Linked DNA regions of Homo sapiens: region 2 is linked to region 1. Evidence: read pairs that join two places in POLR2A ChIA-PET (ENCODE). Cell type or tissue: Panc1. All regions are shown on one strand. Each heading gives the region's core, and the rest is flanking DNA. Links, peaks and the distances in the headings are about the cores only. Region 1 overlaps RAPH1 (Ras association (RalGDS/AF-6) and pleckstrin homology domains 1). Region 2 has its middle 83 kb from the start of CD28.

Evidence for each region. Peaks named below come from ENCODE experiments on the same cell type or tissue, not always from the same donor. Only the 100,000 strongest peaks of a DNase experiment are listed, where the experiment ranks them.
Region 2: POLR2A ChIA-PET joins it to region 1 with 11 read pairs; 2 of 35 experiments call an interaction of 5 or more read pairs at or near these places.

What each region holds. Positions count from the first base shown.
Region 1 is chr2:203,486,923-203,491,319 of GRCh38, forward strand. It overlaps RAPH1 (Ras association (RalGDS/AF-6) and pleckstrin homology domains 1), which reads right to left. Exons shown (of 14, transcript NM_213589.3): 3 at 4,292-4,397; 4 at 2,662-3,167. Among named protein-coding and RNA genes, the nearest start is that of RAPH1, 46 kb to the right of the region's middle. In Panc1, for the core only: no CTCF peak of the experiment used is centred there; no DNase peak of the experiment used is centred there.
Region 2 is chr2:203,621,245-203,625,641 of GRCh38, forward strand. No RefSeq gene overlaps it. Among named protein-coding and RNA genes, the nearest start is that of CD28, 83 kb to the right of the region's middle. In Panc1, for the core only: no CTCF peak of the experiment used is centred there; a DNase peak (open chromatin) is centred at 1,999.

The DNA.
Region 1 (4,397 bases), core at 256-4,255:
CACCAAACCTTACATTAAACTCTTATATTAAACATTATACCATTGAGCACTGGTATCTTTGCAGTATTCACAGTGATACCCATGGATACCACTAGATACCATTTGAAGTGCGCTTGCTGGGAGAGAGGAACTTTTCACGTTTTACTTCAATTTGCCCCTATACTGTATGAACTTTTATAATGAGCACATTTTACAGACAGAAAGACATGCATACGGTATTAGAAGATCCTTAATGATTAGTTTATAACTTGTCCCTCACGCATCTTAATCCAACTCAAAATACTGTAAACTGATTGGAAGGAATATCAACATACAAAACAAAGAATGGCCAAGAAAGCACATCCCTAATAAAATATTGCTCATATCCTAGCAGGTAAATCTAAAGGACATGAAATGATACATATTAAGTAGCTGGTGGCTAAATATAATTCCCAGGTATCACAAAATAGAAATCAGTTTTTTTTTTCCTTTTTTTTTTGTAGACGGAGTCTTGCTGTTGCCAGGCTGGAGTGCAGTGGCACGATCTTGGCTCACTGCAACCTCCGACTCCCTGGTTCAAGCGATTCTCCTACCTCACCCTCCCGAGCAGCTGGGATTACAGGCATGCGCCACCACATCCAACTAATTTTTTTTTGTATTTTTAGTAGAGACAGGGTTTCACCATGTTGGCCAGGGTGGTCTCAAACTCCTGACCTCAGGTGATCCGCCCGCCTCGGCCTCCCAAAGTGTTGGGATTACAGGTGTGAGCCACCACGTCCGGCCTAGAAATCAGTTTTCAAGTTCTCTATAGAATATATACCACTTAGATAAGTTTCATTTTAAATAAATGAAAGTTTATTCTTCAGATTGATAAGATTCGCTTTCTTTGAAATAACTCAAGTTTATCTCCAAACCACCATGATTCATACTCCTTTTGTGCTCCACAGTACCAAAAACAAAGCTACGCACATGGGTGGGTACCAAGAGTTACCTACTGATGGAAATTAATCCAAAGAATTAAATAAGTTACGAAAAAAAAATCAATGATGTCAAGTAATAGTTAAAATTCAAGATTTTACTTTAGTACTGATTATTCATAAATAGATTCTTTTATCCCATATTAGAATATTGTCAACACAAGCTTATTGGAAAGGTTGACTTAACTTTGCCCCATTTTTCTTCTTTCTTGCTGCTACCCTATGACAGAATTACCATCTCTTTGATGAAAACAACTCAATAAAGAATTCTCTTTCACCAAACTCAGCTTTTGTTGAACTTGTTACCGCAAATCTATTCCCTATCTTATCCAGTCACATGCTGAAAAAAATTCCATCTTTTAAAAATCTGTTCATGAATAACTTACGGTTCTCTGAACCACCCTATCAGGAAGGCAGATATAGTATTACGAACTCTGGCTGGGCGCAGTGGCTCACACCTGTAACCCCAGCACTTTGGGAAGTGGGCGGATCACAAGGTCAGGAGTTTGAGACCAGCCTGGCCAGCATGGTGAAACCCCGTCTCTACCAAAAATACAAAAATTAGCCAGGCATGGTGGCACACGCCTGTAATCCCAGCTACTCAGGAGGCTGAGGCAGGAGAATCACTTAACCCGGGAGGCAAGGTTGCAGTGAGCCAAGATCATGCCACTGCACTCCAGCCTGGGCGACAGAATGAGACTCCGTCTATTAAAAAAAAAAAAAAAAAAAAAAAAAAAAAACCTGTTTATGAACAACTTTTGTTCTCTGAACCACCCTATCAGGAAGGCAGATATAGTACTATGAACTCCATTTTACTTGTGAGAAATTGATGTTTAAGAGAATAACTCACTTAAGGTCCCATGGGTAGTGAGTGGCAAGGAAAACTCAGAATCAAGTTTCCTGATTCCATACCTGGTGGCCCTTTCCAATATACCATACTGACTCTTCAATAATGAAATGGAGGGCCGGGCACAGTGGCTCACGCCTGTAATCCCAGTACTTTGGGAGGCCAAGGCGGTTGGATCACCTGAGGTCAGGAGTTCGAGACCAGCCTGGCCAACATGGTGAAATCCCATCTCTACTAAAAATATGAAAATTAGCTGGGCATGGTGGTGAGCGCCTGTAATCCCAGCTACACTTGGGAGTCTGAGGCAGGAGAATCACTTGAACCTGGGAGGTGGAGGTTGCAGCGAGCTGAGATCACGCCACTGCACTCCAGCCTGGGCATGAGTTGTACAAGAGTACAAACTCCATCTCAAAGAAAAAAAAAGGAGAAAAAAAAAAAGATAATGAAATGGAGTTAACCCTGTAAACTAGAATCTTGGAGGACCACAATGGTGATATGAGTGTTTTTCTTAAGTTTTACTTTAAATCAACATACATTAAATAACTAAATGGTTTTGTGAATCATTTTAATTTTTCAAATCACGTGAAATGACTCATATTACAATAAAAAATGCCATTCAAGAACTTCCAAATACTATAGTCACGAGAATAAAAAAGAAACTAAATTTCTTCTAAATCATCTTTGTGCCACTACCATATCTGATAATATATTCCTTCTGTACTCTTGAAACCTATCTCAGAAGTATCTTTGACAAATTATAAATGTAGAAGAATTTAAGAAGTTAATTAAAATTATTTTAATATAATTTCTCCTTTATTTTAATAACAAAATACCAGGGAAAAAGTTCCATTTATTTACCTCAGTAATTGGCTGCCCTTGATGTGTCAAATCCAGCTCTTGAGGGCGTGTTACTTTATCAATATCCAAAGAGTCCATGCTGGAGGCTGCGGAAGTGATGCTGGAATGGGAGGAATTACTAATAGAGTGTACTTCAGCATCACTCACTGTGCCTGCTGACGCGGTTCTTCTGTGCTGATTAGTTACTAAGGGTTTAGTATCTTCTAGTACAGATTGCTGAGCAGCCTCATCCATACTCAAAGAGGCCTGTTCTAACTGTGCAGTGACGTCGTCCAAGGAGTAGCTGGCATGGGAAGGTTTAGCTATCCTATTAGATGAAGAAGATAATCCTTTCAAGGTGCCATGTTTCAATGTATGTCGGCTAACAGGCAATTTCTGAGTAGCTTTCGTTTCTGTGATTTGACGCTTACTGTTTCCTGAACCAATGCTGCTGAGCTCCTGCTCTATAGAGCAAAGATCAGCCATCAAGGCATCCAGATCCACAGTCTCTCCCTGATTCAGAGCTTCTGCAATGAACAACACATAATGTTTCCAGAATTTATACATTCTATTATAAATCAGTTAATAAATGCAGGTGATGAAGCAAAAGAATATATTTTGTTGGGCCTAAAGCAAATAAAATTAAGTATTTCTGGTTTTTGTTTTAAATTCCAAGATAAATTTTTAGAAGTACACAGTCCTCCTCTTTTAAGGCTTGTAATAATCAGAGGAGAATAAATTATGAGTTCAAAGACAAAAACACTACAAAAATCTTATACTGTTCCATGGTTTTAACCACATTCCTCTGTGCAACTTTTTACCACAGGCTTCAATATATTGTTAATATGATCAATGCTTTGGTAGAGATGTCAATACTGAAAGAGCTGAGGGCATAAAAAGAGAAGTCAAAAGTCTAAAAAATTACAGACTGACAGGTCAATATTATAAACTTGACTAGGTGGAATACAACAGATAAAGGCCACAGTGGCTGCTTTAAAAATTACTAAGAAGTAACTTCACTGGACTTTAATCCGGTGAGAAAACAATGCAATTAAGTTTGCTGTGGGGTTCCACCTGGGTATGTACTTTGTCAATTATTAATAAAACCAACTATCTTTTAGTTATGTTCTAGTTTGCTTTTCTCTGTGATATTTTCAATTAGTAATATTAATAAAATACACAAATCAAGAAATTTAAGGGCTGGACGCAGTGGCTCACGACTGTAATCCCAGCACTTTGGGAGGCTGAGGCAGGTGGATCACCTGAGGTCAGGAGTTCGAGACCAGCCTGGCCAACGTGGTGAAACCCTATCTCTACTTAAAAAATACAAAATTAGCCAAGTGTGGTTGTGCATGCCTGTAATCCCAGCTACTCGGGAGGCTGGGGCAGGAGAATCGCTTGAACCTGGGAGGCAGAGGTTGCAGTGAGCCGAGACTGTGCCACTGAACTCCAGCCTGGGCGACAAAAGCGAAACTCTGTCTCAAAAAAAAAAAAAAAAGAAAAAAGAAAAGAAAAAAGAAATTTAAGAACTTGGTCGAGTTATGCATGTAGCTTTTATATCGAGTTTTTATATTGGGAATTGCAGTTGTACTGCTCCTACATTGTGTGACTTAGCATACTATTTTACATTTTATTTCCAATTACATCTTACCATTCAAGTTGTATATGGAGAAGCGGTAAGAAAAGTTGGCCATGTTTGTTTCCTGGCGAAGAGGAGATCTTTTTACTGGTTCCATGGGCTTGTCAGAATCCAAACT
Region 2 (4,397 bases), core at 69-4,068, 130 kb after region 1:
TATGTGTCTCTCCAAAATTCTTATGTTAGAACTTAAACCCCAAAGTAATAGTATTAAGAGGTAGGGCCTTTAGGAGGTAGTTAGGCCAGAAGGGCTCCACCCTCAGGGATGGGATTAATATCCTTATAAAAGAAGGCTCCAGAGTTGCCTGGTCCTTCAATCTCTTCTGTCATGTGAGGATACAGTGTTCATCCCTTTTTGTCCCTTTCTACCGTATAAGGACATAGCAGTAAGGTACAATCTTGGAAGCAGAGACAGAGCCCTCAGCAGACACCGAATCTGCCAACACCTTGATTTTGGACTTCCCAGCCAGCAGAACTGTGAGAAAAAAATTTCTGTTGTTTATAAATTACTCAATCTAAGGTATTTTGTTATAGCAGCACAAATGGACTAAGACAGTTACTATAATAGAAATGGAAAAAATAGGAACTGATACAGAAGCCCAGGTGGATGAATGTGTGTGTGGGGGTGGGGGTGTGTGTCTGTACAGGCCAGGACATTTGGATGACAAAGTTTCTTTATTAGAGAATATCTTGGGGTGGGAATGATGACTTAGGTAGAATGTGGGCTTTTCCAGGATCTCGAACTACACTAGCAGCAAGAAAAACTCAAATGAACCCCAGAGGGGAGTGACTTGGGGAGCAAAGCAGGAGCCTGGACCAGCTCTGAAGTGCTTGCCATGGGCCAGGACAAGAAGGAGACATGGCCAATTCTCAGCCTGAGGAGGGGATGCTGAGGCTCCAGAGCCTGTTGCTTCATGCTCAGCTTGACCAAGAAACTGGGGTAAGTAGGGTATGAGGTGGGAAGATAAGTGGGTCCAGCAATAGAGAGCCACAGGCCAACAGAGGGAAAATCTTTGGGGGCATTGGCGGTGGGGGGAGAGAGGACCTGCTGACATTGTCAAAGTCTTTGTCTTTCTAGTTTGTTTTAAAGTCAACTTCCTGATGATAAAACGGTCCTCGTATCATGAGGCAACTGTCAGTCTATGATGAAATTACTTAAAATCTCCAATTAAAAACTCATTACGTTTATCTGAAGGCTATTTTAAAAGTTATGAGCTAATCTAAATGGCCAACACAAGACTTGGTTAAATAAACTATGGGCATCTATGCGACCAAATGTTTTATAGCCAATACAATTATGTTTATAGAGAGTTTCTAAAGGCCTAGGAAAATGTTTATGCTATAATGCTGTGTTAAAAAGGCAGGATACAAGATTGTTTATAGACTACCAAGAGACCAAATAAAAACTATGCATGAAAAACAATCTAGTAGAAAATCCACCAAAATATTAATATAGTGATAGCCTCTAGAGAGTGAGACTAAGAGTATTTTTTCTTTTTTTTTGGGACGGAGTCTTGCTCTGTCACCCGGGCTGGAGTGCAGTGGCACGATCTCGGCTCACTGCAAGCTCCGCCTCCCGGGTTCACGCCATTCTCCTGCCTCAGCCTCCCCAGTAGCTGGGACTACAGGCGTCCACCACCAAGCCCGGCTTATTTTTGTATTTTTAGTAGAGATGGGGTTTCACCGTGGTCTCGATCTCCTGACCTCGTGATCCGCCCGCCTCGGCCTCCCAAAGTGTTGGGATTACAGGCGTGAGACACCACGCCCGGCCAACTAAGAGTATTTTTAAATCATCTTTCTACTTTTCTATTTTTCAAATTATCTGTGCATCACATTTTCTTGTAGTTGTTTTCCTGTTTTATATACATTACTTTTGTCACGGGAAGGACCCAAGAAATTCTCCTTTCTGTAAAAGCTCACACCTTACTTTTTACAAATAATCTGAATTCAAAGCCTTTTGTGTTTCAAAGGGCAATGATATCTACAAAGAAAGGGTATTGCATTAACATTTCTGATTATATGAACTCTAGATACAAAAGGCAAAAAATAAACAGATTCTCCCCCCAAAAATCAAGCCTCAGGAGAAATGATCTTATTTTTTTTCTTTTCCCATAAGATCCAACTGGCAAGAAACTTCAGGCTGTGGAAAAGCACTAGACAGTCATAATATGGTGCAACATGGCTTTAATGATGTCATTTAAACCCTCTCACTGCAGGAAGAGGCTGCTTTAGTGATGAGTGTGGCAGAGGAGGAGCTGTCTCATACTAGCCTGCGGATTTCCTTTATGGAGTAAATCCTTTAAGATTCTTCTCAAGAGCTGGGCGCAGTGTCTTATGCCTGTAATCCCAGCACTTTGGGAGGCCAAGGTGGGCCTTCGAGACCAGCCTGACCAACCAGGAGAAACCCCGTCTCTACTAAAAATACAAAATTAGCCAGGCGTGGTTGTGCATGCCTGTAATCCCAGCTACTCAGGAGGCTGAGGCAGGAGAATTGCTTGAACCCGGGAGGCAGAGGTTGCAGTGAGCTGAGATAGCGCCACTGCACTCTAGCCTGGGCAACAAGAGCGAAACTCCGTCTCAAGAAAAAAAAAAAAAGACTCTTCTCAGATATTATCTCTTCTATGATGTCTTTCCTTTACCCTGAGCTGGAATAAATGCCCTTGTTTCCTCAGTACCCGGTGCAGGCCTCCTTCCCTGGCCTTATCATATGACATAATCTCACCACGAGGCTGTAAGAGTCTCAGAGTGGCAGCAACAGTGTTTTATTTACGGTGCTCTTCACAGCACCTAGCAGAACTGGCAGATTGTGGGTGCTGAATAAATGTTTGTTAAATGAGCTGAGTAATTCTCCCAAAGTGTGAGAGAAATTGTATTCGTTTTCTAAGGCTGCCATAACAAAGTACTGCAAACTGGGTGACTTAAGAAAAATGTATTCTCTCACAATTATGGAAGCTAGGAGTCTTAAATCGAGGTGTTGGCAAGGTTGGTTCCTGCTGGAGGGCTCTGATGGGGGCAGGGCTGTTCCATGCTTCTCTCAGCTTCTGGGTGCAATCCCACATGCTCCTTGACTTTCAGCGGTATCATCCAACCTCTTCTTGCATCTTCACATGGTGTCTCCTCTGTGTCTCTGGGTCCCTGTGTCCAAGTGTTCCTTATTTTTTTTTGAGACAGTCTTGCTCTGTTGCCCAGGCTGGAGTGCAGTGGCACCATCTTGGCTCACTGCAACCTCCGCATCCAGGGTTCAAGCGATTCTTGTGCCTCAGCCTCCCGAGTAGCTGGGATTACAGGCATGTGCCGCCATGCCCGGCTAATTTTTGTATTTTTAGTAGAGATGGGGTTTCACCATGTTGGTCAGGCTGGTGTCAAACTCCTGACCTCGTGATCTGCCCGCCTCGGCCTCCCAAAGTGCTGGGATTACAGGCGTGAGCCACTGCGCCTGGCCTGTTCCCCTTTTTATAAGGACATCAGTTACACTGGGTTTAGGGCCCACCCTAATCCAGTTTGACCTTAACTCAGTTACATTCACAAAGACCCTATTACCAAAAATGTCACATTTACAGATACTGGGATTAGGACTTGAATGTATTTTTATTTAACTCACAACAGAAACTATAGCTATAGCTAGCTAGATAGTATATAGTAGAGTACAGATACTCAGTGAAGTGGTAATAACCAGCTGATGTACCCAGTATAATATATGGACTCTGCAGCGAGTATAAGATCATTTCTCCAGAGGCTTGATTTTTTTGGGGGAGAATCTGTTTATCTTTTTGCCCTTTGTATCTAGAGTTCATATATTTGGAAGTGTTAATGCAATAACATTTTTCTTTGTAGATATCATTGCCCTTTGAAACACAAAGTGCTTTGAATCAGATTAATTTTGAGAAAGTTGGGTGTGAGCTTTTTCAAAGAGTTTCTTGAGTCCTTCACACGAAAAGAGTAATATATATAAAACAGGAAAACTACTAAGAGAAAAAGTGGGCAGGGCACGGTGGCTCATGCCTGTAATCCTAGCACTTTGGGAGGCCGAGGTGGGTGGATGACCTGAGGTCAGGAGTTCGAGACCAGCCTGACCAACAGGGTGAAACCCTGTCTCTACTAAAAATACAAAAATTATCTGGGTGTGGTGGCGTGTGCCTGTAGTCCCAGCTACTAGGGAGGCTGAAGCAGGAGAATCACTTGAACTTGGGAGGCGGAGGTTGCAGTGAGCCAAGATTGTGCCATTGCATTCCAGCATTACAGCCTGGGCGACAGAGTGAAACTCTGTCTCAAAAAAAAAAAAAAAGAAAAGAAAAAGAAAAAGTGATGCACAGATAATTTTGAAAAATGGAAAAGTAGAAAGATGACTAAAAAGATACTCTTAGTCTCACCCTCTAGAGGCTATCACTATATTAATATTTTGATGGATTTTCTACTAGGTTATTTTTCATGCATAGTTTTACTTTTGTTTGTTTGTTTGTACTCTATAAACAATCTCATAAACTGCCTTTCTCACAGAGCATTATCACATACTGGGCAGACTGGGCACCTGAGACACAGTCCTGGGTAACCAGG